Linked DNA regions of Homo sapiens: region 1 is linked to region 2. A link is a loop called in an ENCODE intact Hi-C map of the cell type or tissue named here. Cell type or tissue: mammary epithelial cell. All regions are shown on one strand. Each heading gives the region's core, and the rest is flanking DNA. Links, peaks and the distances in the headings are about the cores only. Region 1 has its middle 250 kb from the start of LINC02114. Region 2 has its middle 71 kb from the start of LINC02114.

The links. Hi-C counts contacts between places; a loop is a spot of excess contacts. Peaks named below come from ENCODE experiments on the same cell type or tissue, not always from the same donor. Only the 100,000 strongest peaks of a DNase experiment are listed, where the experiment ranks them.
Region 1: it touches region 2 in a loop (19-fold over the local background); 4 of 110 quality-filtered maps call a loop at or near these places.

Annotation. Positions count from the first base shown.
Region 1 is chr5:4,514,359-4,531,535 of GRCh38, forward strand. No RefSeq gene overlaps it. Among named protein-coding and RNA genes, the nearest start is that of LINC02114, 250 kb to the right of the region's middle. In mammary epithelial cell, for the core only: a CTCF peak has its summit at 6,391 (motif pointing right); no DNase peak of the experiment used is centred there.
Region 2 is chr5:4,694,103-4,711,279 of GRCh38, forward strand. No RefSeq gene overlaps it. Among named protein-coding and RNA genes, the nearest start is that of LINC02114, 71 kb to the right of the region's middle. In mammary epithelial cell, for the core only: a CTCF peak has its summit at 6,275 (motif pointing left); a DNase peak (open chromatin) is centred at 6,169.

The DNA of each region.
Region 1 (17,177 bases), core at 3,250-11,249, 180 kb before region 2:
ACTGCAAAGCGTCATCAACTTTCATTGAATGGAAGCACTTGTGTTCACTTGGCATTTCACGTCAATAGGTAAATGGGTTTTTCCTTTGTTTCCCGATGTCAGCAAATATCAAGCCCCAGTTGATATTTACTTTATTCCCAGGGGTCGGACTGTCAGATAGTTATCCTCTATAATCAACTGTGGAGCCAAGTGTATAGAAAGGGAAATGATACTGATGGCCCCTCACAGGCCACAGCGATTCACTCAGATCCCAGCACACTATCTGCTGAGAGCTCCCCTATCAGATTTAACGTGTGAAGGTTCCAACTCCTTAGATAATTCAGATTCTAGCATGGGCTAGGATTTACATCCATCACTTACTTATTTTCCAGTAGGCCTTTTGCAATGTAAATGTACAGGGTTCATTCACTTTTACCTAAAATAATACCCTTTTACGAGTCTTCTACCAGGTCTTCCAGCAATGCCTGTGTTCCTTCAGAAATCACAGCATCAAAGGGGAGGTTTCCCCACTTAATCTAACCGACTTTTTGGGTATTTCTTTTCATGTTCTCCTAAGTTTTCTTACTCATTAAGATTCAGCTCTTTTATTGTTTTCCAGGTATTTTTTTTCTCTGAGCTCCTGTTTAGAATTCCCCAAAAGCATCACTTAAGCCAGACAAAATGTGATTCACTATTATCTATGCTTCTTTTTATTCTTTCTCATAAATCAATCCTTTCAGCCCCTTTATCATTCTTGCTTCTCTTTGTGCTTTTGAGTTTGCTGACATCAACATCATTTGTATAATGAAGTGCACCTACTTGATGTGGGTCTATGTGGGTAATGGACATGGGATGTCCCAACACGGGAACACTAGGCAGGGCTTTGTGAGGTCACACACAGGAACACACATACACAGGCACACACACACTCATTCCAGCAGTCCAATCAATGTAAAGACCTGTCTTGTTTTAACCCTCGCTGCAGATACAGGCCCCCGCACTTCAGCTTGATGCCAGAGGGCTTACACGTAAACTCTGCTTGACTTGGAAATCAAAGAGAGGTGAGAAGAGTTCAGATTTTCTCCTGCTGAGGTAGGAGGCTCGCCAAGAGACAAGACTGGACTCATAAGGTCTGCAACTGGCTTTATCTAGTTAATAGCAGCCTTTGACATCACAAAACATGCTATTTCCTTGTGTTCATGTCTTTAAGAGGAGCCACGGTGAAAGCAAACATTAAAGATTTTAATCTAACAAAAATGTGGAGTGAAAGTAAGACATTTTACACCTGCTCTCTGCACTACTATTTCAGGAGGAGGTCGGTCGCTGATGTTGAAACTGTTATTCATAAATGTTTTCCATCTGTGTTTGTTTCTGATTTCTCATCTGCATCCGCAGTTATGCAATGTCCTCCAATGTTTGTCTCTTCTTCCTGAAATACGGTCTATTTCACATTGCACTGCCCATTTTCACAAGGCATCACTGGACTAGGGAGTCCTCAGAGAAAGCCAGGTATGGTTCAGCTGTTTCCTTTCCAGTGTATATGACACTTGGGAAAAAGACAGCTTGAGGGTAAATTTGCCTCATCGTTAGAGATACCTTATTAATATTAAGTCTGCAAAACAAGTCCTCTCTTTAATTCAACACTTCCAAAATGAACAAAGAGTTACAATGCCCTGCAGTAAAAGGCGACTTAATTGCATTTGGCCAATATTTATTTCGTGCACACTGTGTAAGACGCATTGAACTAGAGAGTATAAAAATTGGTAAATTACCATCTCTCAACTAAATAATCTTATGGTCTCATAACAGAAATAGGTTACAATGAATGTACAAATAACAATTTAAATAAAGATAATAATGAGATTTTTAAATGATTAAAGTTATTCTCCAAGAACACTTTAAACACAGTGCTTAAATTGTTTCTATTTATTGAGCTTCTACTACAATGAAGACTATATGGTAATTCTAGGATTAGAGACGCATGAGCAACACACACACACACACACACACACACACACACACACCCTGCCCCCAACTCACAAACAGTAGAAAGCATGTGACATTAAATAATTGCATCATTTAATTCTTGCAGCAACCGTGGTATTATAATCCCCCATTACACATGAGAGCACTCAGTGTAACCATAGGGAGTTGATCTGCTGCCAGCCACACTGAAGAGGCAGGGCATACTTCAGGTATCAGGGGTTGAGATTTGGCTATGAGAGCTAGAATGTCTGGTTCCAACTCCAGTTCCACAACATGAAAGCTGCGTGACACTGAGCAAGTCACTCAATAACTCTGTCTGAGTTTCCCCGCGCTGTAAAGGTTTGTTTTGAGAAGTGAATTAATCCTCATCTTGATCTACCTAGGGAGATCTAGTATACAAGAAATTCCTCTGTCATCTTTACTTTTTTTTAATCAAAAAGTTAAACAACTTCAGTGCTTGACCATTGATTTGGTAGAAGAAACTTTTCGTCCTTTCTACTTTTCTTCTATTCTTCCTTCTTTCCTTCCTTCTCAGTTTCTTTTGCTGAAATGGTGGGGGTTGTTGTTCTCTTCCTCCTCCTCCTCCTCCTCCTCTTCCTCCTCTTCCTCTTCCTCTCCCCCCACTCCTTCTCTTCCTTCTTCTTTGGAATAACTGACAGTGTGCATAATTATTCACCTCTTGCAACAGCAGAATTAAGTGTCAAATATGCTGCTTACTTTCATTAACTCCTACTCTAAATTGTTAATAATTTGGCTTCCCGGAAAAAAGACCACAAAATGTTAAGATAGAAATGGTTCAAAAGTGCACTACTTCACCAAGTTTTCTTTCTTTCCTTTTTTTTTTTTTTTTGGATACTTTTTTTTCAACATGTGCACTCAGTAAGACAGTAGAACTCTCCCAGTGGCAGTCCATCTGATTTGTAAACCATAGCAAATAAATCATTGACTTCAGAAATATGTTACTTTAAAAAAAATGGCTAAAATGCCTCCAATTGTTTTTCCTGTACAGATTTTAGCAGAGAAAAATCTGGTGCACCTAATATTAGATTACAGCAAAGAGAGTGAGAATGGTATTTGTTCAGAAAAGCCCTCAGCATCATTGCGAACCATTCAGGCAGCACGGGAGCTTCTGGAGGTGAAGGTGTCTGGTGAGGCTGATCAGACATGGGCTGAGTCTCCAAGTTCTCATGCACACATGTGCTTCCTGCGCTTGGACTTCTCTCCTCCAGGCTCAGCCAATCTCAGGGGAAACAGCACTCCGGCAGGAGTGACTCCTTCTCCCACAGACTCCTTGCAGCACACACAGACGTTTCCAGTGATTCCCAAGAAAGGTTAAATTTACAAGAACATAGTCACCACTTTCTATTTTTTATACATTTTATAAAATTGAGTGTGATTTTGGAACACAGACAGACATTCAAAAGATCATACTACTAGAAACATTATCATCCTGCCACCCATTTAGCTCAGAATCTTTGAGTTAGGTGAGTTATTTTACATAAACCATAAAATTTTATCAATTGAATTTAACAATTGTAAAGGTAATCCCATACTATACTCACCAATAGCTAATGGCTATTTTAAAAATTGTGGGATCTAATTTTTCCCTCTATTCATTTTACTTGTAATAATGTAATCTCAGTATAGCACACTGGGGCTAATTAATTAGGACAGTTCAAGTTGGAATATAGTTACCTGTTAATGAAAATGCTTGATTTCAGAAATGATCACCTATTCAATGACATATGAGAATTATAACACATAATTTATATTTATAATATAACAATTACTTGATTTCATCATTTAAAGATATTTTATAAAAGTGATTCCTAATAGAAAACAATAATTTAATTTTAAAAACATAAATCAAGAAAGTAAACATTGTAAAGTCAACAGCAACTTAATTAATGTCAGTGTTTTCAATACAATGTATTATTAAGGGAACTGAGCATATTAAAATAATACATAGTATACATAAGAGGACATAATTTTAAAAATTGACAATTTATGACATAATATTTACTCAAAAACTCAATTGAATGCCTATATGTATATTAAAATATATGTAGGTCCCTAATTTTCAAAAATAACTTAAATGCTGTTTATAAAATTTGTAGTCCATTATCTATTATCTAAACAAATGCAAAGAGCAAGAAACTTTTTTTGTACAAGCAAATATCAAGTTACAGCACAGTTAATAATTTCCATTTATTGTATATAACTTGAATATTGTACCTCTATAAAAATTAGTCATAACTTTCTATTCAGAATTTTTATTTAAAAAGTAGAGATTTTATTACAAATCATTTAACTTATGTTAATTCCTCTTTTGTGTTAAATTTTAAAACTGAATAAGAAGTTAAATAAAAACTCAAAGAATTTCTATTTGTGTCATTCCATCAGATGTTGAAAATTTGACTCTCCTCAAAGAAGAGGAATCCTCTGAACTAATGTCACTGCCAAAACTTACAGTAGAAAATGCAAAATTGAAAAGGACTTGTAAAGAGATTTATATTACACCAAAATATTATACAGCTCCTTTTCATATTTTTTTCCTAACTAGTTCAACAACTGGGCTTATTAAAAAAGCTAGTCTGGTTATTGGATAACTTTGCTTTAAAAGGTTATTAGAATAACCTGCTAATTAAAAAGCACAAATCAAACTCCTATAAAAAGTCTAAATGGAGAAGGGCTCAGCTAATTGGAGCCTCTTTCATATTGGTTTGAGAGTCCTGGAGTGCCTAGATTGCATTTTGAATGGTGTCATTATGCTGGCCCAGTGCGGTCATATTGGGAGCCGTGTTCCCAGACAGCCTCCCAGGATCTGTATGTGAAGCTGCAGTCAGCATGAGGGGTGACACAGGCAACTCAATACCCTTATTGCAAAGTCCTGAATTCAAATATTAGCATATACGGCAAACAATCAAAAATAGCATTGTATTCAGCCATCTTAACAGGAATGAGATTTGGAGCAAAATTGGTAAGAATAAAATGGAGATGACGAAAGGGTGTTTTTAACTCAAAAGAAAGAGCCCCCACCCTTCCTGAAAGTGAAGTGCTCAGAAAGAGACAGATCGTAATGAGAAGAGAAAAGGCACCTGGCATTTGCATCGCCCTCCACCTGGAGCCCTGACTGGAGAGGGTGTAATTAGAGCGCTCTCTGTGCAGGGAACAAAGGCCTGTCAGGATGAAGAAAAGCCCCAAGCTAAGCAAAACCCCGACTAGTTACATCTTTCAATTTCTTCTCGCTGCCTTGAAAAGAGGAAATATAAGAAAACAGGTGTGGGCTGGATTTTTCTAATGTTTGGAAGGGAAAGATTCGTCTTCTGTTAATATTCTTACAGGGAGTAATTACATCTTTTCAAGGCCAGAGAACAACTCAACATTCACTGGGCCAACTAACTGCGGGAATAGGATCAGGAGGGTCAATCCTGATGCAACACGCCCTCTCTTTCTCTTAGTCATGCTAATTTTGTCAAAATATTGAGTTTTGGATTGATTAATTTGTCTTGTGATGTTGCAGGGTTTCGTTTTCTCCTGGATCAGCAGCACAAAATTGAGATGGCATGTATGCCAGAGATAGATGGCGGCGTGAGCCTCTCTGCCACGTCTTTCTTTCAATGCTTCAATTTCAAGGAGAAATTGTACTGACTCATAGGGGATGCATTTTCAAAACAAAACTTAGCTTGCCTGCTCCAATGACTTTAAACGAGAGCAAAGTGTGCTTCTCCAACAATGCTGGCATCTGTTCTAAGTGTGTGCCCACTATTTCTCTAAATTCATCTTCATGCTTACATCTCTCAAGGCAAAAGTCCCGTATCCACAAAGTATGTAGATAGTCCTGCTGTGGTTGAATACCTAGATTCCTCGCTTTAGTACATTTCATCAGGAAAAGCTTATTTTTAGGGAACGAGACAAGGTTGTTAGACCTAAAGACTGACATCACAGGTCAACAATTTGGGGGACAATTTGTCATCACATGTAATGGTATAAATAATTTGATCACTAAGACCATATATTTATACTATGATCTGGACTCACTGTCCACCCGAAGCGGCGACCAAGTGACTGTGTTCTAAACAGAAATTTGTCCCCTGGGTGCTTCAAATTGTCATAAATGAGAAATAATATGCAGGAGGCCTCGAGAGCTTGAAAAACCGTGAACCACCAGTGGGCCCACCACAAGTTAATGCTAAGTTTTATCATGTTTGTCTTTTAAAATCCCATGTTTCTGAAAGGGGGAATTCTTACTAGTTTCCATCACACCATTCTCATTTGGTTTCAAGAACAAAGACTATTATGAAAGAGAAAACAAAATACAAAAACACAATTGTGACTGTTAATTACATACTTTAATAACATAATTGTCACATTTTGACCAATACACTAAATGTCTATATACATGCATAAATTTCTTTGGCAATACCCCTAGGTGGCAGGGTAATATTACAATACTTTAGTTTGGAAGACACTGGGTACCCTAACCTTGAGAGAAAGAGAAAGAGAATATGTGAAACAAATTTCCAGAATCCTTAATCTTAAATTTGGACATCTCCAAAAATAGGCAGCATAAAAGAGGTTGGTAGTCGCTCATAGGCAGTTTTCATCACCAATACAGAACCATAGAATGTGCTTGAGTGTCCAAAATTGTGTTAATAAGAACTTGTTTTTCTTTTATATTGAAGAAGTGGGAAGAAGTGTGGTCTCAAAGCCAATTTTCTCCATGAGGCATCAAAAAGTCATTTATTGGATTATAAGTTCTTTAGGAAATATTCTGTATCATTTGTTGAGACTGGTTAAATGAAACCCAACAGAACAACATCTAGGATGTAGGATATGACCATAGTTAAACGACTTTAAACTTTCCCAAAATACATTTATAGAACATATCATGAAACCACTATTTATTTATGATATGGGATGAATCCTCTTAAACTCTGCTTTTGTAAACCGGTACAATCATTTGAAAAATCAACTCACACAAAGAAATTCAAGATATTTGGGAATTTGACATAGTGCTTACAATATATAAATTGATCCTGAGGAAATTATATTAAATATAACAGCAACAATAACCCATGTTAGTGCTGATAGACATCTAAAATTATAGATGGTTTGTTAATGAAAATAACCACATGTGATAGAAGAGTACACAAACATAAAAGTATGTTTAAAATAATAGTTAATAAACTGGGAAATAATAATTATAATATTAAGTGAAAATTTTGCACTCAAGTTGCAAAAATATCAAATAGGAAAATATATTGATAATAAAAGAACAAGCATGAAATATCCTAAAATATTTACAGGAGTTACTGCTAGGTAATAGAATTATGAATATTATTTTGTTAAACTGTTTCAATATTTTTAGATATTCTTCAGTAAGCTCATATTGCTTATATAATAATACAAATATATTCGTTCATGTAGTCCTTTGTTTTATGTCCAAAATCAAAATGCACTTATATGGATAATAAGAAACATATGTATATGGACATATGTATGTATGTATTAGGAGTAAGAGCATTTCTGGTTACTTCTATGCCAGTATTCGGGCTAAAGCAGATCATTTAACTTGTCTAGCCTGTTTTTTATTTGTTTGTTTTTTATTTGTTAGTTTTTATTTTAAAAAAAAACTAACTAGAATGAAGATAAGACAAGATGATCCTTAAGAATTTAAAATTAAAAATGTAGAGATTAACAGTAGGGTGCAATGTAAATCTATCATGAAAGTGGCAGCCTATAAAGTCTGAATCCCTATACATAGCACTCAAAGCTTCATATATGAGGGCTGAGCATGGTGGCTTACACTCATAATCCCAGCACTTTGGGAGGCTAAGGCAGACAGATCAACTGAAATCAAGAGTTCAAGAACAGCTTGGTCAACATGACAGAGCCCTATCTCTACTAAAAATACAAAAAAAGAAAAAACTAGCCATACCTGATGGGGGATGCCTGTAGAGTCCCAGCTACTCGGGAGACTGAGGCAGGAGAACTGCTTGAACCCAGGAGGCGGAGGTTGCCGTGAGTGACCGAGCAAAACTCTGTCAAAAAAAAAAAAAACTTCATATATGAGGTGTTTCATGTGGGTACATATTTCTCACTTGCATTAACTCACTAAGCCACATACTCCTGGTTAAATATATTACGTGCACCACAGTGACTATTCATGAACAAAAAATACATTTAAATTTTCATACATTTGTAAAATGTCATAAGCTATATTTTCCTTGCAGTGAGTGATACCTTTTTGATGTCATGTTTACTCATGTTTTAGGGAAGTATTTAATAAGTGCCCCCTATGTGACCATATTATGCTCAGTGTGGAAAATGTAACTGAGGAAATGTCAGATATGGCCCTGTCCTCAGGGAGCTTCCTCCCAATCACGGCGTAGAGGCAGCTAAAGGCTGTTGATGTACAGAGGCTCAGCAACTCTCTGGGCAGATGGAGGAGCACCATATGCCTTTGTTGAGCAGATGGTGTCCATAATTAGGGATGAAAGATGGGTTGAGATTCTCCCTGTGAAGCTGGAGGAAATAATGCCACAAGCAGAGAACAATGTGCAGGTGACCTTATGCGTGCAAGGGGAAGGCACTACACAGTCTTGGTTGCCTCGCCATCCTAGGAGGGTGACTAGGCTACCTTCTTCAGAGAGCTATATTGAGGATTAAATGGGATAATAGCAGAAAATCACCTTAAACGGTTCCTGGCACAAAGGGACATGCAGGCTATGTCAGTAATGCTAGCAAAGGAGAGGAAGACAAGAAGGAGGAGCCATGTAGAGGCACGTCAGCCCCAGCACATGACTTACTAAAGATGCTAGAATAAGTTACTGAACTGGAGCAAGACTGGAGGAAGGTGGGCTGGATAGGGGACACCTGCTGTAAGCTGGCGAGAGGCGATGGTGACCAGGCCAGTACTTTGCAAGTGGCTCCCAGGGTGGTGATGGCGAGAAGTGGGAAATCTAAGAAACGTGCAGAAAGCAAAGTCAGCAGCACTGTGGACTGATGGAATCTGTGGGGAGAGGAAGGAATCGATCCAGGATGGCTGCTACTTCTCTGGCTTGGGAAGCAGCCCTGAAACAATGGCAATGCAGTGAGACCCCAGGTAGAGGACTGTCGAGGAGGGCACAGCCTTTGTTCCGAATGTGAGATGTGTCAGTTTCCTAGGTCAGGCACCAGAGGGGACAGTCACCAGCCTGTTAGGTAAATGAGGAGGCATTTCAGGGGGAGACGGAGGTTTGAGGTGCATCATTAAGGAAAGGGAGATAAAGCCACAGGCATCCTTGAGAAAAACAGGAGTGACCCAGAATAAGATTTGAAGAACAAGAAACTTTGCGGGACAGGAGTCAGAGCTGCAGGCATGCACAGTGAGCAGGAGGTCACAGATGCTCAGGACTAAGTTGGGGCAGGCGAAGAGGCACAGAGAAAAGGGAAGAAAAGGTTAGAGGAAGAAAGAGGCCAGATGAGTTAGCTAATGAGTAGTCGTCCATGGATGACTCAAAAGGAGACTCTGATTGGACAATTTCACACACCGGTGGAGGCTGAGAGGAGAGTGGGAAATAAAGGCATTTCTAAGCTGTATCTAAACCCATGTCTAAGTCTAGGTCTGTGTCTATAACTAGATCACTGTCTATGTTTGATCTGTATTGATGTCAACTATATCGATGTCTTTATCTACATAAAAGGATGAAAATAGATTCCTAAAGGGTTTCTCACAGTAAATAAATGCTTCAGTCCAGATGACAGATGCAATGCCATCACTGATATTATTTCTACTTGTGTTTTTCTTCTGCCATTGATTCTATTTCCCTTTTCCTGTCCTCCGTTTCTAGTTTGGATTCAAACTTGTCCCCTAAGCCAGAGAATGGGGCTTCATGTTCCCCCCATTTCAGAACAGCTTCATTCCTGGCTCCATCCTCATTTCCTAACTTTATTCTTATCCTACTTAGAGTTTCTCAATTATTTGAAATATACTTTAACATGCAACATGAATGTATTTTTAAATCATCTTTCATAGACCTTTTAAAAGGAAGGACATATAACTAAAGGAGTTAGTAATATTAGTTGATCAGCTCAAAATGCCCAATGGGTCCAACACAATAAAAGCAGTTTATTTCTCTCTCAGATAAAATCCAAACCAGGCAATCCTAGCTGGCAGCAGGCTGTTCTCCAAGCAGCAATTCAGAGACTCTTCACCCTCAGCTTATGGGCTCCAAGCTTGTTGGGCTGTCCGTCCACAGAAGGAAAACCCCCCGAGGTCGCCTGTGCAAGGTTGTATGAGCCAGGTCTGGGTGCAGCAGGTGCAGCTTCCCCTCGCATCTCACCAGCTGGAACTCAGTCCAGAAGCCACATGGATGCCAGGGCAGGCCAGCCATGGACCCAGGCAGGGAAGACAGGAGGCTGGTAGCAGCTGGTAGGGCCTCCAAGGGCTCTTCACTCTGCATTCTCAGCCGTAGCATCTCAATGTCCCTTCACCAAGAAGGTGATGCCATTGTAGACAGAGAGGAAAAGGGTCATGGAAATAGTTTCTTCCATCAAAGTTCTTCCTCAAAGCTTTTATTTTTTTCATTTTTCTTTTCTGATCCAACTGTAGCATTATTTTATCTCTGTTTCAGAGATGGGCACAATATTGCTCTCAACTTCAGCAATGCAGAACATATTGACTCCTGGGTCCTGCTGATGGGGCTTGCTTCCTGGCTCCACTTCTTAAGTGGTATGACCATATTCGTTCCACTCAGCCTCAAGCCTTCCGTTGTGAATGAGAGACAGTGGCAGTACCTGGCTCATAAAACTGCAGTTCCACCAGAGAATCAGAAAGTTGAGGCTATGTCTGAGACCAGGCTAAAGATATTAGAAACCTTTCCTATTAAATTTAAACACTGAACAATGATATAATCAAAGCTTACACAATGACCAAGCCAAGAAGTAAAAGAATAAGGGAATGGTGAAGGCAAAGGCAGCCCTGGAGGTGGGAAAGACCTGTTTTCCACTAAATGAGGAGCAGCTCCCCCATGACAGCAGGCATTTGGGAGGTGAAACTCCATTCTCCCCAAGACATGGTGAGGGCTCCAGACCTTCAGGACCAGCAAAGGCTGTGAGTGATTCATTCCGTAAATCCATGCATGACGGATTTAAAAAGGAATATTTTGGAGACAAATGTTGAGATTATCTGAGCCCTTCATTCAACATTGCAATGCAATGTTTCAGAAGGTACACAGAGGCTGTTTACTGAGCAGAATGCCTGGAGAGCTGAATGACCTTCAATTGCTATTTATTTATATATCATTTTTAATATTTCTACACTTTTTTGAAATGAAATTTAAAAGTCACATTGTATATACAAACATACGATGAAATATTGAAAATCATACCTGCTTCTTAGATGGGAAGGTTATATTTCATTAAGATAGCAACTCTTGGGCCGGGCGCGGTGGCTCATGGCTATAATCCCAGCATTTTGGGAGGCCAAGGCGGGTGGATCACCTGAGGTTGGGAGTTCGAGACCAGCCTGACCAACATGGAGAAACCCTGTCTCTACTAAAAATACAAAATTAGTCATCTGTGGTGGCGCATGCCTGTAATCCTAGCTACTCAGAAGGCTGAAGCAGGAGAATTGCTTGAACCTGGGAGGCCGAGGTTGCAGTGAGCCAAGATCACGCCATTACACTCCAGCTTGGGCAACAAGAATGAAACTCCATCTCAAAAAAAAAAAAAATGATAGCAAGTCAGCCCATATTTCTATACTTTCCTGAAATGAAATTTAAAAGCCATGTTGTATGTATAAACATATGATGAAATATTGAAAATCATACCTGCTTCTTAGATGGGAAGATTCTATTTCATTAAGATGACAAGTCTTCCCAATTTAATTCATATATTCAATAGCATCTTAATAAAGTTCCACCAATATTTTAAAACACAACAGCAATTATTCTAAAGCTTATCCAGAAAATAAATATACAAAAATGGGAGTGGGAATTATGCAAGGAAGCATAAAGAGGACCATATAAATTAAGAAAACATAAAATGCACTTGAAAGGTAAATAATTCAAATGGTAGGGTATGTTACAGGCCTAGCAATAGATGGGGGGATAAGAAGAAGAGAATTCAGAGTTTAAGCTTTATCCAGTTTTATATGCAAATCTCATATTTAACAGAGATGTCCTTTCAACTCTGGGGAAAAGTTAGGTTTTCAGTAAATGATACTGAGTAAAAAATACTCAGCTGACTAGTATTTAAATTAAAAAAATAGAAATCTTCTCATCCTCATGTGGAAAACAATTCAAATGAAGACCCTTTGATGTGGTCTGGCTGTGTCCCCCCCAAAACTTCATCTTGAATTGTAGCTCCCATAATCCCCACATGTTGTGGGAGGGACCCAGTGGGAGGTAATTGAATCATGGGGCAGGTCTTTTCCCTGCTGTTCTCTTGATAGTGAATAAGTCTCACGAGATCTGATGGTTTTATAAAGGGCAGTTCCCCTACACAATCTCTATTGCCTGCAGCCATGTAAGATGTGACTCTGCTCCGCATTCGTCTTCTGCCATGATTGTGAGGCTCCCCCAGCCATGTGGAACTGTGAGTCCATTAAACCTCTTTTCTTTATAAATTACCCAGTCTTGGGTATGTCTTTATAAGCAGCATGAGAACAGACTAATACACTCAAAAATTTTATGCTTTATGTTCTAAAACTGTGTGTTGTTCTGTGTTCTAAAAAAATGAGGACAAAAATTATGTTTGGGACATATATTAATGTTTATAAAAATAGTGAAAAATTATGCTTTTGGAGTAGAGGTGGGTTATGTAGTAAAGACCCAGAATATCCCTCCTCCAAAAAAATAAATAAATTAAACCTGGAGAAAGACATAACACTTACCTTTTTACCTAAGGTAAAAGCAACCAAACAATAAAAGACAAGCAAATAATTGAAAAAAAATTGACACACAAAACAAAGATTTACTCACTAGTTTCTAAATTATTCTTACAAGTCAACAAGGAGAATCCTACACATCAATAACATCAAAAGAAAATGAGTAGGCAGTTCACAAGAGGAAAAATAAATACACAAATTAGCCAGGCATTTATGAAAAGATGTTGGGCCTCACAGGCAATTAAACAAATGTAAATTAAAACAAGGAGGTAGGTTTTGCTTCTCATGTTGACAGAGGTTAAAAAACACCATGGTAATGTTAAAGATACATTTATTCATTCAACAGTATTTATAGAAAACCAGTGTATTCTGGGCAGGGCATAAGTCCTGGAGATACCTGTGTGCATTTATCAGAAATGAGTGTAGACACGTCTCTAACGGGGATCCAAATCCATATAGCTTTATGGAGCACAGTCTCAGAGATATGAAATGTGAAAAACCTAAGGCTGAAAAATTGTCCTTTGGGAAATGTATTGCAACAAAATATACACAAGAATGTCATCACAACATTAGTTAAAATATAAACAATCATAGTCACAGTAAATATGCATTGATAAATGATTTGCTAATTAAATTAAATTAACACCCCAGAATGCAAACATATGTAGTCATTATAGTGAAGAGATAATTTTTTAAAAATTATGAAAAGATATATATGATACATTATAAAATAAATGTATGTTAAACAAGCCCACAGGTGAACAATCCTCTTTGTAAGTATGTATGTGTATAGACTATGGGGTGTGGCAAGCACAAAACATTGAGAGTAGACACTTGAGAGAGATAAATTTTTGTTTTGCTTTTATTTTCTTCTTTACTTGTATAAAATAAAAACAAAAATAAAAGCATGCTTTCCTACTTATAAAACTTATCTTACCTTGCTCATGGTAAAGTACAGTGAGAAGTGTTTCCAAAAACAGAAGTTTTATAAACAGGAAAAGCATGCTTTAACTTGGAAGAAACAAAATAAAAATAAAAAATACTTTTCCCTTTTAGTTGCCTAGCCTGGTGTCTATAAGCCCATGGAGATGAGACGTCTGTGTGTAACACACACATTTGATTTTGCTGACGGTGACTGTGGGCCTGTAGCTGGTGCCCAAACAACCTCCTGGGACTGTGTGATTCTCACCTTTGTGAGGAGGGTGATATGTCCTCTGATTAAATAATAGTAACCAGCAAAACTCCAGCTCTATCTTTTATTTTATTTTATTTCATTTCATTTTTCAAGACTGAGTCACCCAGACTGGAGTGCTGTGGTGTGATCTCAGTTCACTGCAACCTCTGCCTCCAGGGTTCAAGTGATTCTCCATCCTCAGCTTCCCGAGTAGCTGGGATTACAGGTGCCTGCCATTGCACTTGGCTAATTTCTGTATTTTTAGTAGAGGCAGGGTTTCACCATGTTGGCCAGGGTGGTCTTGAACTGCTGACCTCAAGTGATCCACCTGCTTCGGCCTCCCACAGTGCTGGGATTACAGGCATGAGCCACCTCACTCGGCCAGCTCCATCTTTTAATCTTTTGAATATACATTTTCAAATCATGGAGGAAAAGAGTCATGAATCCTCAAAAGCAGAGCTCATTCACACGAAGTCTTGATGTAGAAGTTCAGAGGTAAAAGAGAAAACATATCCACACCAGAGAGAAATCTTCAGTTCATCATGGCCTCTACATACTCCATGAGAACTAAGAGAGGTCTGATGCGTTCTAATCTGAGAATTTCATTCCAAGAACTGAAAACACGTATGGAAACAGCATGAGGAAAGGCTTCTGAGACTTGGGACCTCAGACGCATGGGACTTCAACATCCACAGCATTCAACTTTCGATCGAAAACCTTTTTTAGCGAAAAAGTAGGAAAGTATCCTACATGCCATGATGTGTCTCCAAATGGGAATTTAGATATCTGGTCAAATTTAGGTACGTGTTTGAACTAAAAATCCTCCAGAAAACAGGGTGTGGTAGTGCCAAGCAATGCCGGGACTTTGGGGAGACTCTCAGGGCAGCTAGATAGTTTGCAATTACCTTTGAAATAATTAGAATTTTTGCTTTACCTTCGCATTTCTTTTACTGTAACATTTCAATAGATTATAAATTTGTTCAAGGTTGTAGTCAGGTTTACTTAACTAACAGAGTGGTCTTTAGAACATAAAAAAATGTCTCAGGGGTCCCAACTTCAGTGCTAAAGAATTATTTGAAAACTAGCAAGGAGTATTCCTAAAAGGAAAACAGCTCCCCAGAGCTACAGACCCACACTTAACATCCCTGTGCTCCTTGAAGGGACACATAGGCTCTAGCCCACAGCACAGTAGGGATTAATAGGATATTAAGTGTCCAGGCTCCCACCTCAGAGGGCTTGTGGTCAGGCTATTAATAGGCTTTAACCACATGGTTGAGGTTTATTTGGGGACCTGGTACTTATCTCTCTATGCGCGTTACTTAACCTCTCTTCTCTTTTTGTCAATAGAACAATAGTAGCCATAATACAAATAAAGTAATATTAATTTTTATTAATAGTATGATTATTATAATCATGATAGTATCTACATTGTGAGTCTGTGGTATAAGGGGTAGAGTAGACAATACATTTAATAAACTTAGGAAAGAGCCTGGCTTATTCAGGAAAAGTAAAATAAGTAACTATTATTGTAGGTGAAAGCAGTTGCTTAAAATGCCATTACAAGGTTCAAAAATAATTAGTAAAAACTTACTTTTAGACTGCCTCTCTCAAACAATCCAGGTCCTAGTCAAATGATCACGATCTTCCTAGTTGCAGTTTGTTTAACTTGTAGGTGTCATGTAAGGGGAAGATTAGCTGCAATCTAGCTGTAAATGGATAGAAAGTGACCTTTGCTGTATTTTTATGTCTTGTTTCAAAATGTTTTCCACTATTGAGTTTCGTGTTGAAGTTACATCCTCTCATGATGCCCCAAAACTTACTGAAAACTTGGGTGATAGGAATGGAAATTAAACGATCAAATCAGTTCAACCAGTAAAAAAAGTTTATGCAAAGCAGGACAAATGGCAGATCACCAGACTGTCAATCATGACTTTTCCTTTGTCTTTAAAAAGCTTCTTCTATAAACAGTTTTCCTAAATGCTTTGATCACTTCATTTGGATAATGCCAATAAAACCGTTAGCATTGACTGAGCATTACTAAACAGTAACACACGGTATTTATGTCACTCTTCACAAAATCGTGTGAGACTGATATATATTATAATCTCAATAAATATCAAGGAACCAAGAACTAGAGAATTTAATTCCAAATTTTGTACATTCTACAGCTGATACCTAGGCTGCCTCGAAATACGTCACATCTCATTGTGTTGCTATATGACCGCTTTATGTTTTGACTTCGAATAAAAATTCTGAGGATTTTAATCTCAACCTAGTCATTGTCAATCATTTTCCCTTAAAATTTTATACATTTTGTTACTATCGCGTAGAAAGAGGAATTTTGTGGAAGTAAACAAATTGTCACTTTGAACCATAAGTATCTTGATTTTAAGAAAATTATTATTTAAAAGATACATTTTTAAATATTTCCAGATAGCTTTAGAAATGTATGACCAGATTACCTATGAAAATATGGTAATTACTTTAACCTAAGGAAAACTGTGTACTAACCTACTGATTTGTCCTACACAAGTGATTATCAAGACGTGTTATTTTATCTATAAAGGAGGAAATCTCAGAATATCTTGATGATTTCTTAGTTCTGTTAACCATATTTCATGCTGGAGAATATTTGGGCAGTCAGTGGATTGTAAATGCAGCTCTCAGATGAAGGTTTAAAGGAGTGTCATCCTTGCGGGTGTGGGATGGAAACAAGCAGAACTTATCATTTTGCTGGTTTGTTATATTTTAAAACAGGAATGCGCACCTTGGGTATGACTGTGAGCCTAATCTAACGTTATTCATCTCTGCATCCCTGCTGCTGTCTACGGCTGGTCGCTGGGACATGACCCGGGCTTCCCTTGCTGACACAGAGGATGGGCCTCCCTGGGACTTGGGGCACTGAGTGGTCTTGGCCTTGGTGATTGTGCTGGGGACAGAGGGCAGGGGTCCCCTCAACACTTCAATTTCACCCAACCGTGTGTCAATGAGCAGGAATTTCACACCCTCTTTTGAGAGGAAAAATAAAGCAGAACACTTCTAAAGCCACCCTGCATCCCCATGAGGCGTGATGGACCCTGACACAGCCCGGAGAAGGCCGGGCATTCGGCCGACTCCTTGTTATGGTGACCTTGAAAACACGATGGGAAATCTGGAGAGAAAAGC
Region 2 (17,177 bases), core at 2,986-10,985:
GAAGAGTCTAATAATGCTGTATGTGGAAGATTATGGGAAATAGGAGGAAATCTAAATTGTGGGTGGGAGTACAGATTGGCTCAACCGCTTTGGAAAATACCTCGGCAATAACTAGTAAATGTGAAGATGCTCACATACAAATATACAGCTTCATTCTACATACATATTCCACACTACCGAACTATGCGCACCAGGACACAGGCACAAGAATGCTTATTGCAGGATTATTTATAACAATGAGAAACAAAAACAACTTTCCCTCAAAAGCTGAATGTGTAAGCAAGTTTTGTTCATTTAATTCAGTGAAATATCACACGGCAGATCATTGGATAAACTATATCTACATATCACCATTGTTAAAATTTCAACAGAATACTGTTGAGTTTAAAAAAACAAGTTGAAAACAAATATATAATAAGTATTGTGACATTATTTATATGTTGAAAAATATGATGATAATATTTACATTATCTATATGTCCAAATATACCTTCTAAAAGCATAATAAGTAAAAACATGCATACTAAACTAGAGATGATTGTTTTTGTGGAATGAAGTAAAGAAATGGATGTGGGTTAAGGTTTTAACTGTACATATAAAATAATGACTTTTAAATTAAAAAGCAGCAATAGAGAAGTCTGGGGCTACTAAAGACAAATTATCTATTGGTTTAATTTTGGTGATGGGTCTATGGATGTCTATAATGTTTTTCTATAAATTTTGTGTGTAAGAGTAATATAAGATATTTTATTTTTAGAAACAGAAGACAAAATAAAGGAGGGAAAGAAGAAAGAGAAAAAAGGGGGAGGCAGAAGAGGAGGGGGAGGAAGAATGGAGAAAACATAGACAGAAACCCACAGGAGCTAAAATTGTAGAAGTCATTTACAGCCAGGGAAAAAGTCTAGAACTGACGCTGATGCAGGCCAAGGGTGGAGGCAGGTGTGGGCTTTGCATGTCACACCCATGGCAGAATAGGAGGCATGACCACAAGTCATTGAGAGGTAGGGAGCTGACACCCATGCTCTGATAAAGCCAGGAATCTCAAGGACCGTCCTTCATTCATGGGAATGGAGCTAGGACCACTTTGTTCTCCAGCTGAGAGAGTAACAAGTCAGCCGATGCCCACTCATGAATGTGGGTGAAGCTCTCCCCGCAACAATCACTCTATGTGTCCTGCAGGAACTCCAAGCAGAGAAGTTATTTAAAAAAATGTGTCAAGAACAAGAGAAATGTTATAAAGACAGCTTTCACAAACCGGGGCCCCTAGGGCTACCTCCAAATTAAGGCCCATACGTGTATAATGTGATTGGTTTCCAGAGGGAAAATTGAAGTGACGAATGTTTTCCAAGAAGCTGGTATACTTGTTTCTGAGATCTTTAGTTAAAATACAGAAATATTCTCATGTAACTTTGTTTAAAACAGTAATTTTTACTTACATTTATTTCTCTACTTATTTTTAAAAACAGTCATTTTTTTAAAGATCTTAGACTTTACACTCACACTTACTAATGGGTTAGGAATGATTCCGATACTAGCGCAGAAGACGTGGCGAGTACTACACAGCAATATTAGAGAAGAAGGAAGTTAACATATCAATGACCTCAACCTTCACGTTGGAAAAAAAAAAAACAGAAAAGGAAAATCAAACTATATTCCAACTGAGTAAAAAAGAGAAAACAACCTTCATGTTGGAAAAAAAAAAAAAAAACAGAAAAGGAAAATCAAACTATATTCCAACTGAGTAAAAAGGAGAAAACAAAATTAGAGAGTTAATACGTGAAATAGAAAATGGAAAAACAATGGAAAACATCAATAAAACCCAAAGCTGATTCTTTCAGAACAGCAACAAAGTTGCTAAACCAGTGATCAGGAAAGAGAGAGAGCGAGGACTTCCAACACAAAAAGTATAATAAAGAACTATTATGAATAAACTTTTTACCAACAAATTCAACAACTTGGATAAAATGGATCAATTGTCACGCCTGTTATCCCAGCACTTTGGGAGGCCAAAGCGGGCAGATCATCTGAGGTCAGGAGTTTGAGACCAGCCTGGCCAACATGGCAAAACCCCATCTCTACTTAAAATACAAAAAAAAAAAAAAAAAAAAAAAAAAAAATAGCCAGACATGGTGGCGCATGCCTGTAATCCCAGCTACTAGGGAAGCTGAGCCTGGAGAATCACTTGAACCCAGGAGGTGGAGGTTGCAGTGAGCTGGGATTGTGCCACTGCACTGCACCCTGGGCAACAGAATGAGACTCTGCCTCAAAAACAAACAAACAAACAGAAAAATATTTTTCAAATTATTATTTGAGGCAAGGAATAATTTAATACCCAAACCAAGAAAAAGGCATTTGCAAGAAAAGAAAACTATAATCCAATATCTCCCATAAACACAGGTACAAAAATTTCAAACAAAATTATGCAAATAAAATTCAACAGTATATAAAAAGGGATGATACATCATGACCAACTGGAGTTGATCTCAGGAATTCTGAATGGGCTCAGCATTTCAAAATCAACCAATATAGTTCATCGTATTAACAGACTGAAAAAAATAAAGATACTATGATCAGGTAAATAGATGCAAAAAACAATAGCCAATATCTATTCCTTATAAAACCTCTCAGAAATGAAAGAATAGAAGGAAGCATCCTCAACCCGACTTTTTGAAAAAATCTACAGCTAATATTTATTTAATCGTGATTTACTTAATGTCCCTCCCAAGATTAGGATATCTATTCTCACCACTTCTAGATATTTTACTCAGAGCAATAAAGAAAACGCATTCTAATTAGGAAGAATGAAGTAAAACTGTCTTTATTTAAAAATAACAAGATTATCTATGTAGGAAATCTGAGGTTATCTCCAAAAGCTAGGGAAGCTAATAAGTGAGTTTAGCAAGTTTGCAAGATATAGGATCAATAAACACATGCTAATTGCGTTTCCACTAGCAATGAATAATTGAAAATTAAAATGCAAATATCAATAGCATCAAAAATATACATCTGAGAAAAGACTTGCAAGAAGCAGAGCGCTGAAAACTACAAAACGTTTCTGAAAGAACTTAAAGAAGACTGGATAAATGGAGTGATAAACTGTGATCTTGGGTTGGCAGATTTAATATTGTTAAGATGTCTATTTTTTTTTTCAAATTGGCCCGAAGTTTAAACTCAATCCCAATCAAAATTTCAGCAGATATTTTTGGTATAAATGGGCAAACTGCCTCTAAAATTTATAGGGGAATGCAAAGGACATACCTCAAACAATATTGAAAAATAACAAATTCAAGAAATAATATTCCCTGACTTCAAGACTTATGATAAAGCCCATCAGTCAAGGCCATGTGGTATCAAGATTGACTGATAGATCATTACAACAGAAAATAGAGTTAAGGAACATAGCCACACATATATGAACAAACGATTTTTGGAAAAGTGGCAAAGACTATTTGGTGATGATGTGATAGTTTTTTGAACAAATTTTGCTGGAATTTTTTTTTTTTTCTTTTGAGATGGAGTCTTCCTCTGTCACCCAGGCTGGAGTGCAGTGGCGCGATCTCGGCTCACTGCAACCTCCACCTCCTGGATTCAAGCGATTCTCCTGCCATAGCCTCCTAGTAGCTGGGACTACAGGCACGTGCACACACAGCTAATTTCTGTATTTTTAGTAGAGACAGGGTTTGACCGTGTTAGCCAGGATGGTCTCAATCTCCTGACCTTGTGATCTGTGAGACTCGGCCTCCCAAAGTGCTGGGATTACAGGCGTGAGCCACCGTGCCCAGCTGCTGAAATATTTTAATATCCATTTGTAAAATAAAAATAAACTTTGAACTATACCTTTATATCGTATACAAAATTTGTCTAAAAAGAGACCGTAGAGCTAAATACAAAATCTAAAAATAAACATCAAGAAGAAAACACAGGATCCTTGTGACATTGGCTTAGATCAATATGTGTTAGACATGACACCAAATCCCAGTCTGTAAAATAAAAAGACTGCAAATTGACCTTCATCCAAATTAAAAACTTCTCTTCTTCAAAACACAGTTTCAGAGAATAAAAACAGAACAAAAGATTGAGTAAAATATTTGCAAATCCTGTGTCTAATAAAGAACTTTTACCACAAATGTGAAAAAAACAAAACTTGATAATAAGAAAACAAAGAGTCCAATTTAAAAATGAACAAATGATCTGAACAAACACATTGCCAAAGAAAGGACACTGATGTCAAACGATCACATCAAAGATGCTCAGCATCCTGTGTCATTAGGGAAGTGCAAATGAAAACCACAGCAATACCACTGCATACCTGCTAGGATGACCAAGTTGCAGAAAAATAAATAAAATAAAATAATGTAAAATAAAGGTAAGCCTACAAAGTGTCAGGGAAGATATGGAGAAACTCAAGCACGTGTATACTGCTGATAGGAATGTAAAATGACAATAAGTTTGGAAAACAGTGTATGTTTCTGCAAAAGTTAAACATGCCCTCCCAATATGATTTGGCCATTCAATTTCTAGAAATTTACCCTCCAGAAATGAAACCAAATGTATACACATATACATTTGCACAATGCGTGTTTATTACAACCATATCATAGTCAACAACGAGAAATAGCTCAAGTGCTCATCAAGAGGTGAACAGATAAACCAGCTGGGGTATATGCACCCAGTGGAATACTATTCAGCCATGAAAAAGAATGAACTATGGATACACGCTACGACATGGATGGATGTCAAAATAATTACTCTGAGTGAAAGGAGTCAGGAAAAAAATGATACGTTGTATGATTCCTATACATTTCTAAAACATGCAAACTCATCTGCAGAGCTCGAAAGCAGATCAGTAGTCATTTGAGGATCACAAGGGAGGGTGAAAAGGAGGAATCACAGTGAAACTTTTAGAGATGATTAGTATGTTCATTATCTTGATTGTGGTGATAGTTCATGGGTGAGAACTTATGTTAAAGCTCATCAAACCGAACACTTCAAATATGTGCAGTCAATTTTATGTCAAATAGACCTCAATAAAGCTGATTTTCAAAGTCTTATTAAGATCATCACGTTAATTAGCTTAATAACCATTCCAGCTTGCACATTGAAACACGCATTTTCTTTTATTTCCTCCTAACAGGCAAGGCTGCAGGAGGCAGCTGAATCATCACTTCTGGCTTGACCATGCTCTTTCTTGCTACTGGCGAAGTGAAGCCCACCCAGGGGAGTGTTCCCACATGCACAGAAAGCACACATTGACCTGGCAGATGTGATATGAACATGGAATTGGGACCTACGGAACCTGCCCATTTTATATGGGCAAGTCTTGGTGTTTAGAATGATGTGCTGATTTACTTAGGATTAAGCTTATGTGTCTTTGTTCACTTAGTTAAAGCAAGAGGCTGACAATATCCCAGTGATGCCAATATATGAAAGAAAACTCCAGGGCAGCGTTTATCACAGTGGACATCTTGTTACAAAGCATGTCCACTTCAGAAAAATGCAAAAAAAAAAAAGACATAATTGCTTTTTTGCTTCAGTGGAGGGTATATTTTTAATCATGTGAGCTCTTTATAAACTCAAATCGACTTTATTTTTTAACGTGTATGTCTTGCTTGGAAAGAAACCTTCATTCCTTTCCTCAGTTCTGTGACTTCACCACTGCACAAGTGCCACTTGTCACCCTTGGACTTGCCCGTCTTCCCAGACCAGCTTATTCCACTCAGAACAGCAATGGCAATGCAGTTTCTGGAACTTTCTCGCTGGTAAACACCAGCTCCTTCTGTATTCCGAATACCTTATTGTTTTGTGACATTATGGTGATGTCCGAGGAATCATTCTTGGTTGATCCTGAGATTAACTGGGTCTAGGAAACATTTGTTTGTGTGAATATGTTTTCACCGCCCCTGCCCTCAGATCAAGATACGGCTCTGAGACTTATGGCAGCCTGTTCATGAGGCAAACTTTCCGAGTTTCAGCCTCTTCGTTTTTGAAATTGTACGTGTTTTTGCCACAGTATTGACATGATTGCATGAAGAGGTATTACGTGTATGTGAAAATATTCAGTAGAGTGCCCCGGGAATTTCTGGCTCCCAAGAAGTGTTAGTTCTTGCTCAATAATCACCCTTGCCATCTGACTGCTATATCAGAAGGTATTCACTTAGCAGTAATTAAGAGGAAAAGCTGATTTTTATCGGCTGCAATTGTTAAGATTAGATTCACACACTGGCAGCTGCCCATGCATTCCTGGTGTAAATGTAGTCCTGTGGCGCCACCCACTGACTGATTCTGGACAGCTGCATGGCTGGTGGCTCTCTAGACTAGACACTTCAACCAGATTCACGCCCAACTCATTTCCCACTGCAATGGTGACTGTGAAATTCATGCAGCTCACAAAGGAAAATGATTTCTCTAAAAGCCTTAATGGTTTTTAAAGTCTTTGGTCAAGAGCCAAGTTAGGTTTACGATGGTAAAAAAAAAAAAAAAAAAAAAAAGCAAGAAAGGAAAATGAAATATTCTCTGTTTATGTATTATGGTCAGATACATTTCAGAAGACATGTTTTAATTAAACCCCTGAGTAGTGAGAAGCTAACCAGTATTTTCTGTCTTCTATGCATCAAGAAAAGTACATGTAAATCAACGTGTTTAAAATAAATAGCAAATCACAAGAATATTGTAGGATTCATTTTTCTTCATTCACCATGGATAAAATCACCATTAAGAGAAGTGCTTTGGAAATTTTTATTTTATGATGTTAGTTCCCCTTTCTCCATTGAAATAAAGGAATATCATGCCACTCACACTAGAATTGAAGAAGAAAAGTTACACTAGGCAAAACCCTCCAAAATATTCTGGAACACCTAATAAAACCAAAGAAATTGCTCTTTAATAGGCCATGGAAAATGTTGCAATTATTACCCAGTGAACCACATAAATTCTTTCGAGTTACATTTTAACTGTAGACTTTCATTTCTATTCCCCAGCAATACAGAAGGAAAACAATTCCAGGCTAATGTTTAGTTCAAATTGAAGGGGAAAAAATGCTTTTCCTGATTCAGATGCCGCATTAACTGCACTAGTGAAAGATTGTGACTTAAATATAACCTGTGTGTCCCTTGTCCTAAAATACGAGTTGGAAAATCCCAAACCTTGTTTCTAAATTTTGTATTTTGAGAAAATTAAAGCTCAGAGGAGTTAAATGTTGAATCCAGTCAGATTACACAGCTGGTTAGTGATAGAACTGGAGAAAGAGATAGATTTTTGGTTCTCAGTTGAGTGGTCTTTTCCCCTTCACTACACTCCTCTCAACGAAATATTAATATTTATGTGGTCATATACATGAGCATATTATAATTTATACTAAAAGTAAAAATGTACTTTCTAAAAACTTTGGAGGAAAACTATCTTCTTAGACATACGGTGGAGAAGTCAAAAGCAAATAAAATATCTTGGGTTATAAAATTTATAAATTTAGAATGCTGTTTCTGCTTTCATGACTGTAAATATGATATTTTTCTTAAGTCTTTGAAATTTCCATGGACTTCTTTCTGCTGACTGATAGATTTCAAAGTCCTGGCACTTCTCAGTTTAACACTGTTGTCTGCAAAATGAATTGTAGGTAACCACATAATAACCAGGATTATGTATCTTAAGATGAATCATTCATTAATTTTTGTCTTCATGATAAAATCTATGTCTGTTCATTCTAAGTTTCTTCAACAGGCAAACATATTTCAAAGTGTAAAAAATATAATGAAGTCATCAATAATTCTGTTACTGAGCATGTCCAAACAAAATAAAATTACAATTTTGGCATACTTCCCAGAGTCTCTCTCTCTCCTTCTTCCTCCTTCTCATCTCAGTCTCTAACTTGTCCATATTGCTTTTCTCATAGTAAATGAGGTAAGCTCATGGTGACTGTTGAAAAACTTCCTTACTTGAGAATATTTTCTGTCTTATATAGGAATAGAAAAAGTTAACAAACATAATTTCCAAATAGAAGGGCTGTGAGCTGGGAAAATTTACACATTTTCTGAATTTGAAGGGCCTAGGACTCTCAGGCTCTTTTCACTTGGGATCGACTATTCCAAGTATGAGCATGCCTGTGTGTGTGTGTGTGTGTGTGTGTGTGTGTGTGTGTGTGTGCTCAGGCCCTGTTGTCAGTGTTTACTGCGGTCTTCAAAAAAAGGCCTTGTGTAGTCTATTTTTTACATTCTGCATAAAATTTTAATGTAAACACTGATTTTGTTAATCTTTGGTCTATTTTGCAAATATTGATGCTTTCTTATTTAATTATGATTCCTTTTTTGATGTACTGAAATTAAAAATCACATAGAAAAATTTATCAAAATGTTTTCAAGGTTTTCTTTCTCTCTCTTGTTTTTTGAGTTAGCAACTTCCTCTTGCCCTTGAGATCTGACATATATATTCATTCATCTTCATTCATCTGCCTTTTGTGGTTTATTAATAGATTCATTAAATATATATTCTAGCCAAAATTTATTTTGGACGTCTCAAAAATAAACCATCTACATTCATCTTTTCCAGGAAGTTAACAAAAAGCATCATGTTTTATCACCAATTTGACACTTTAAAACATAATTTTTATGTTTGTTACGGTTTTTTCACAAATTGAATTAGAGAAGTTGGTTGTCTAATTCGTTTTGTTTCACGAGTATCTTCTGTTCATCTACTGTAATTTTTTATATCAGTAACATACTTTCTGATAACTGTTACAGAGCCAGGAGTTCTTGATCATCGGTTTTGGATGTAGTTTTCTGCCCTTTTATTTTATACTTCTTTTGTATAATCACATTTGAGAAGACATCAATGAAGAGGGTTATAATTTCTCTGGATGTAATTAAACCTTAAGTTTAAAAAATAAAGATATTTTTAAAAATAACATTTTAAGGCATGTCTTAAATATTTCAAAGCATGTCATGCCTATTTATTTAAAAGACAGTCAGGCTTCAGATAAGATTTGACATTTTCTTCAGGTGCATTCCCTATATTTTTTATTTTAATGTTTTTACAGATATTTTCCACTCTTGTGGCCATTGTGAACAGGATGTTAGTAATCATTATAGTTCTATAACTTGTAATATTCTATATTAAAGGATGCTTTTAATTTTGTACAATGAATCATCTGATAAAATGTTACACTATTTTAAATTATGTTTATTCATTTCTCTGTAGTTTGTCAACTAGAATCACAGGGCTTGAAGTTACTTACACGTACTTTTTATCTTTATAGAAAGTCACTTCATTTTTATGGTGTATTTCATATAATTATCTAAAAAATGTTTTAAAATGTTAAGTGATAAAGAGGATATTCAGTTTTTTACTTACATAAAATTGTTCTAATTAAATGCTTTTATAAGATTTTGATTATTTGCATAAATAGAGGTGATGTACGTTAAAGAACTTTCTACTTCAAGTTTCCTGAGTGATCTTCATTTACTTGCTTTTTTTCTTGTTTTAATCAGAAAGGAATATTGAAGATGATGAAATTACTTTTATAGCTCTATTGGAATTATCACTATGAACACATAGGCCATATGAGGGGATTTACTAATATTTGTATTCTACTTCACTTTTCTACAGCTGATGTCATTAAATCTATTCTACAATTTCTTTGAGTTTGGTAATTTAATACTTTATTCACTAGGAATGTTAGTACATTTAATTTAATTTAATTTTTTGGTTTAATTATGAAACTAATTAAGGCTTTAAATTTACCTCTGAGCACTCTATTAGTTAAATCTCCTAAGGACTTTTTGCAGATATATCTTCTTAATTTTAAATGTAATCAAGAGATGTTAACATACATTTTAGAAAAGAATTTAGGTAACTCTAACATTTATTTTACAAGAGACCCAGAAATAGCATTATTTCCATTTTTATTCTCTGTTGCTGCAAAATAAACTTTTTCATGTTACAACAACAATATGGTTATTCTGCGGATTGACTGAGCTCAGATATATGGTTTCCAGCTTTGTGCAATGTTGGCTGGAGCTGGAACCACTGGAAAAGTTCCAGCTTTCCACTATCTTGTGAATCTACATTGTTTACAACATTACAATACCACTTCTAGTTTCCAGAGAAACTTTTCACATGAGGACAAAGAAATATGCACATGGACATTCAGAGTAGCACATCCGTATCCGTCATAGCAACAACTGGAAATAACTGAAAGGCCTACTGGCAGGAGAATGGATAATAGTATCTCACAAGGTAGAACTAGACAATGGTGTAGATAAACTCATTGCAATTACATGCAAAAATACGTGTGAATTGGGCTGGGCATGGTGGCTCATACCTGTAATCCTAGCACTTTGGGAGGCCAAGGCAGGTGGATCACTTGAGGTCAGGAGTTCGAGGCCAGCCTGGCCAATATGGTGAAACCCCATCTCTACTGAAATAATACAAAAATTAGCCAGGTATGGTGGTGGCACCTGTAATTCCAGCTACTCGGGAGGCTCAGGCATGAGAATCACTTGAACCTAGTAGGTGGAGGTTGCAGTGAGCCGAGATCATGCCACTGCACTCCAGCCTGACACTCTGTCTCAAAACAAAAAAAAGTGTGAATCTTAATGATGTAACTTGAATGAAAAGAAAGCCCCAGAGCATATCTATTAATATGTATATGTTATATATATATAGCAATGTATATGGCTATATAAAAATATTTTATATAAATGTACGTACATGCGTCTTTATATATATTATATAACATGTTACATATACATATACATATATTACATACACATGTATTACATGTATAACATATACATGCAATATATATGTATATAATATATGTATATAATGTATGCATGTGTATTCAATGTATGTAACACATATATAAAACATGTTACATATACATATATTACATATATACATAATATATTGTATATTACATATGTACACATATACATATATAATACATATATATGTAATCCAAAAATGAAGAAAAGTACTAAAGTAAGGCAATAATTAACACCACAGTCAGGTGGAGCTTAACTTGACGGGTTGAGAAGTCAGGGGCTTGGCATAGGTTCAGAACCCTTGGGCAGCTGCATAACATTGGTAATGCTCTAGCTGTTGAGCTGGGCTGCAGGCTCATTATATTACTACATCAATGGATTCCTTAATTAAACTATAAGAGAGTCATGATTCATGGACCAAGGACCAGTATATAGCACACTGTCGTGCTCTCCACACATACGCTTTATCCATCTTTTTCCTGTGACTGTTCTTGCAGCAACCAACCCCAGTTTACACCACTGATCTTTCTCTTTCCACAAGCACTTTTGCTGTCCCTCTGTGAAACTTCAGCCATTTTTGACTCAGACGCAAACCTACAAGTTCAAAGGATTCAGCCCCTTATGGAACTTTCCTGGACCAAGGGAGATTGAGAGCCAATGGACAAATTGTAGAATTTTCCAACGAAGCCATCTGGCCCTGGAGTTCTCTTGTTGGAAATTTTTTAATTAAAAATTTAATTTCCTCAAAGGGTATGTGACTGCAGTTTACCTATTTCTTTTTGAATGGGTTTGGTAGTTTAAGTCTTTCAAATAATTTGTCCATTTGATCTAAGTTGGTAAATTCATAAATACTAAGTTGGTCATAATACTGTCATTATGATTTTAACATCTGTACAGTTTGTCACAACTTTCTCTCTTTTATTTCTGACATTGGTAATTTATGGCCCTTCTCTTTTTCCTTATCAGTCTAGCTAGAGGGTCATCAAAGACCCAAGTTTCTGTTTGACTAATTGTCTCTATTGCTTTTCTGTTTTCAATATAATTAAATTCAGCTCTCATCTTTATTATTTCCTTTGTTCGTTTTGGATCTAATTTGTTCTTTTGCTAGTTTCTTAAGGTGGAGTGGTCCACTGTTTGGTAAGACTAGAAAAGAGTGAATTGTGTTACATGGTCCCAAGGGGCTGACAGAAAACTCTCCTGACATCTGTTTAGCTAAGGTTGGAGATTAAAAGAGTTAAAGTTGTTAGAATAGTGCTTAATTCAAGGGAAGCACTGTATTACTATTATTCTTATTATTATTTCATTTTTAGAATTTTTGAATACTTGTGTTTTTATGGCTTACGTCATTCACATTATTTCATACTCTTGCTGTTTTTCTATCTTTCTGACTCCATAATATCTGCTGAACATACTGTTTTCTTATGAATTAGACAACTTACAGATTTGATGTCTTTTCCTGCCCTTTCTATAATAAATGTTCTGTTGTGTTTATATTCTTAATATATACTTATAAAACTTTTTATCCCTAAAGTTACATACAGTATAGCGAAATAAACAAATTGCCACTACTTAAAAAAACAGTACATTCATATATGCTGGAATTTTTGAAATTCTCCCATGTTCTTTCTCGGTATTTTATAACGGTTTTCATTTGTAGGTTACATCTGTCTTCAAATGGAGCAACTATTGTGTATAATTTTATATTTGTAACTGTACTTTATCATTGTCTCTTATTTTATTATGAAATGAGCCCATGTTTCTATGCATTTTCAAGTTCTTGATGTTTCCAATTGTCTATATTTCTTTAAAAAATGATTCTTTGGACATTTTTATATTGAAGAAGTAATACACATTTGTTGTACAGATGAAATAACATAAATCAAAAGTATAAAACATAAAATAAAATCTAATTTTATTCTTCATCCCTGGTGTGATCTGGCTCTGTGTCTTCACCAAAATCTCATCTTAAATTGTAATCTGAATTGTAAGCCCCATGTGTTGGGGGAGAGACCTCGTGGGAAGTGACAAGAACATAAGCGCGGTCCCCCCAGTGCTGTTCTCATGATAGTGAGTGAGTTCTCACTAGATCTGATGGTTTTATAAGAGGCTTTTCTCTCCTTCACTCTGCAGTCATTCTCTCTCCTGCCACCATGTGAAGAGGTGCCTTCCACTATGATTGTAAGTTTCCTGAGGCCTCCCAAGCCATGTGGAACTGTGAGTCAATTAACCCTCTGCTCTTTATACATTACCCAGTCTCGGGTATGCCCTTATAGCAGTGTGCAAACAGACTAATACAATCAACATCTGAGGTATCAGATTAACAACTTGCTATGTTCATTTCTAGCAGATTGTATTTTTCTCCAAACAGCCACAGCAATACATCTGAACTTACAAGCTCTTCCAGAACCTTGCTGATCTCCATAAGAGATGCTTTTTATTTCACTCTCTTCTTTCATTGTCTACTGTAGTGCTGTATGTAGTGCATCTTCCTTCAGCATAGAATTTCATATACTAAGAAGAGCACAAAGGCAGAGAATACTGTTACTGAAGGCACTATTAGAGCACGCATACTTGGAAGGAGAAGTATAACTGATATTTGCAATTCTAGAGATTTTTGAAAAAGGAGTTTATAACAAGAATGATCAAAATAGGTTTGATGAAATTATTGTCAGTGGGGTCAAAGAGATTAAGGAAGTCCCAAAATAAACTCTGTATAATGATGACTGAACCATCCAAAGCAGCAGGGACAGCCACATACACATGTCTCTCTGACACATACATGTCCATGGCTGCCAGTACAGGAAGGTGACCACCAACTCTCACATTGGACAGAGAAGCAGAAAAGTCAAAATTAGATAAGAAACCAGAATGAGAACTAAGGAGTATTCCAGCCTTTTTGACCAATGTAAAGTCACCATCATCTTTCCCAGGAGGCGATGTTCACTGTCACAATTATGTCTATTACTTTAGGTTAGACTCAATGTCAAAGTTCAAGAAAAGTATAATGATGTTTATGTATCTTTTCACGTTATCGTCATTCTCTTTTGTACTGAGTACAGAAGAATAGGTGCCTCTATTGTCGCAACTTTCTTCTTGACTTCTAGCATGAAGCCAAGTTAGCTGTAAAATCATCTCGTATCCTTGCATCCTGCAAACATGCTGGATGATTCACATAGTTTTGTGAGGAACACAGTCAGGTTGTAATTATTACTATACTATCAGAACCTACATTTTCTCCCATCCCAATCCTTTTAGCAGGCATCTGAAAAAGCTACCTCTCCTATTTCCAAACAAAACAGATTACACATAGTTCAAGAATTATTTGTGTAGCCACATGTTCTGGAAGAGTTAAAATTTATTATGTCTTAGAGCAAAGAAAAGAAATGAAGCTATCAGAAATGACAACTTGTACTCTACCTCTTTTACTTTCCCTTTTACTCAACTAAATTATTCTTCATTGCACTTTTTACCACCTGACATCATATTAAATTTGGTTTCTCATTCTCTCTTTCCTCTTCATAATTTAAATTTTGCTTTATGTGGCTATTCAAAACCTTCCTTTTCAACATTATATCTCCAGTATCTAAAAGCTGTTAGACACTCAGCAAATATTTATTAAAGAAATTAATGTGTGATCTGAGAAAATGGTGCCTCAGTCAAATGATGAAATGAGCTCTGGTATCACTGACAACTATGTAAATTCTTTGCTGCAGTTCATGGAACAAATGACGGCACTATCACATCCCTCCAGGTTACAACCTAGAGGAAAAGCTGCTGAGGGTAGTGGACCAAGTCCTGCATTTCGTTTGTTGAAGAAACTCAAATGGTATCAAAGACAAATTCTTGTATTTTGTAAAGTTCAAATACATTAATATCTTCTAAACCAGGAAAATTTCTTTTGCTAGGCAGAATATCAAGTTTAAATTCATCAATTTATTAATGCATAAATTTCACTTATTAATCATGTGCCCCCACTTGCCACCTAGTTTTGCCACCTTGACAAAGAAAGATGCCTCATATCTCATAGCAAAGCTTTGCCTTCTGTGACTGCATGAGTTGACAAGGACTGTGCCCCAAATCCCCAAAGCAGTGTGTTCAATGCTGTACAAATAGTTAACTTCATCAAAGCTGAGACTTTCAACCATCATCTTTTCAAGACAATTTACTAAGGAAATGGAAGATCCCAGTGGACATCTTTAAGTGTTTGATTGAAATGCTAAGAAATAAGAAAAACAGGAAGAAGCTGATTTTATGAACTATTGAACAAACAAGAAGCCATTCATGAGCTGATGTCCTGGAAGTATTCCTAGATGTGTGAATAACGCAAAGGCTTTGATTCAAAGGCCCCTTGGCCTCATTATGCACAAGCTTCTGCCCTAGACAGAAGCCTCATAGAAGAGATTGGGAGCACACAATGGTGTGAACTCTTCAGGGCTCAGGGAAAAGCTGTGAATGCTCTGTTTGAAAAAAAAATGGGGGGAGAAAGATGGCCGAATAGGAACAGCTCTAATCGGCAGCTCCCAGTGAGACCAATGCAGAAGGTGGGTGATTTCTGCATTTCCAACTGAGGCACCCAGTTCACCTCACTGAGACTGGTTAGACAGTGGGTACAGCCCACGAAGGGTGAGCAGAAGCAGGGTAGGGTGTCGCCTCACCTGAGAAGGACAAGGGGTCAGGGAACTCCCTCCCCTAGCCAAGGGAAGCCATGAGGGACTGTGCCGTGAGGGGTGGTGCTGCCCAGCCCAGTCACTATGCTTTTCCCACAGTCTTCACAACCTGCAGACCAGGGGATTCCCTCAGGTGCCTACACCACCAGGGCCTGGGGTTTCAAGCACAGAAACTGGGCAGCCATTTGGGGAGACACTGAGCTAGCTGCAGGAGTTGTTTTTTTTTTTTGTACCCCAGTGGCCCCTGAAATGCCAGCAAGACAGAACCATTCACTCCCCTGGGAAGAGGGCTGAAGCCAGGGAGCCAAGTGGTTTAGCTCAGTGGATCCCACCCCCATGGAGACCAACAAGCTACGATCCACTGGCTTTAAATTCTCACTGCCAGCACAGCAGTCTGAAGTCAACCTGGGATGCTCAAGCATGATAGGGGAAGGGCGTCCACCATTACTGAGGCTTGAGCAAGGGTTTTTCCCCTCACCATGTAAACAAAGCCACCAGGAAGTTCAAACTGGGCGGAACCCATCACAACTTGGCAAAACCGCTGTAACCAGGCTCTCTCTCTAGATTCCTCCTCACTGGGCAGGGCAGCCTTTCTGCTGAAAGAAAGGCAGCAGCCCCAGTCAGGGGCTTATAGATAAAATTCCCATCTCCCTGGGACAGAACATCTGGGGGAAGGGGCGGCTGTGGACACAGCTTCAGCAGACTTAAACCTTCCTGCCTGTTGTCTCTGAAGAGAGCAGCGGATCTCCCAGCAAAGCACTGGAGCTCTGCTAAGGGACAAACTGTCTCCTCAAATGGGTCCCCAACCCCCATGCCTCCTGATGGGGAGACACCTCCCAGAAGGAGTTGACAAACACCTCATACAGGAGAGCTCCAGCTGGCATCTGGTGGGTGCCCCTCTGGGACAAAGCTTCCAGAGGAAGAAGCAGGCAGCAATCTTTGCTGTTCTGCAGCCTCTGCTGGTGATACCCAGGAAAACAGGGCCTGGAGTGGACCTCCAGCAAACTCCAGCAGATGTGCAGAAGAGGGGCCTGACTGTTAGAAGGAAAAACTAACAAACAGAAAGCAATAGCATCAATATCAACAAAAAGGATGACCACACAAAAACCCCAATCAAAGGTCACCAACATAAAATATCAAAGGTAGATAAATCCATGAAGACGAGGAAAAAACAGTGCAAAAATGCTGAAAATTCCAAAAACCAGAATGCCTCTTCTCCTCCAAAGGATCACAGTTCCTTGCCAGCAAGGGAACAAAACTGGATGGAGAATGAGTTTGACTGAAGTAGGCTTCAGAAGGTGGGTAGTTACAGACTCCTCCAATCTAAAGGAGCATGTTCTAACCCAATGTAAGGAAGCTAAGAATCTTGGTAAAAGGTTACAGGAACTGCTAACTAGAATAACCAGTTTAGAGAAGAACCTAAATGACTTGATGGAGCTGAAAAACACAGCATGAGAACTTCGAGAAGCATGCACAATTATAAATAGCTGAATTGATCAAGCAGAAGAAACGATGTCAGAGATTGAATGTCAACTTAATGAAATAATGCATGAAGACAAGATTAGAGAAAAAAGAAGGAAAAGGAACAACAAAGCAACCAAAAATATGGGCCTATGTGAAAAGACCAAAGCTACATTGGATTGGTGTACCTGAAAGTGATGGGGAGAATGGAACTAAGTTGCAAAACACACTTCAAGATATAATCCAGGAGAACTTCTCCAACCTAGCAAGACAGGCCAACATTCAAATTCAGG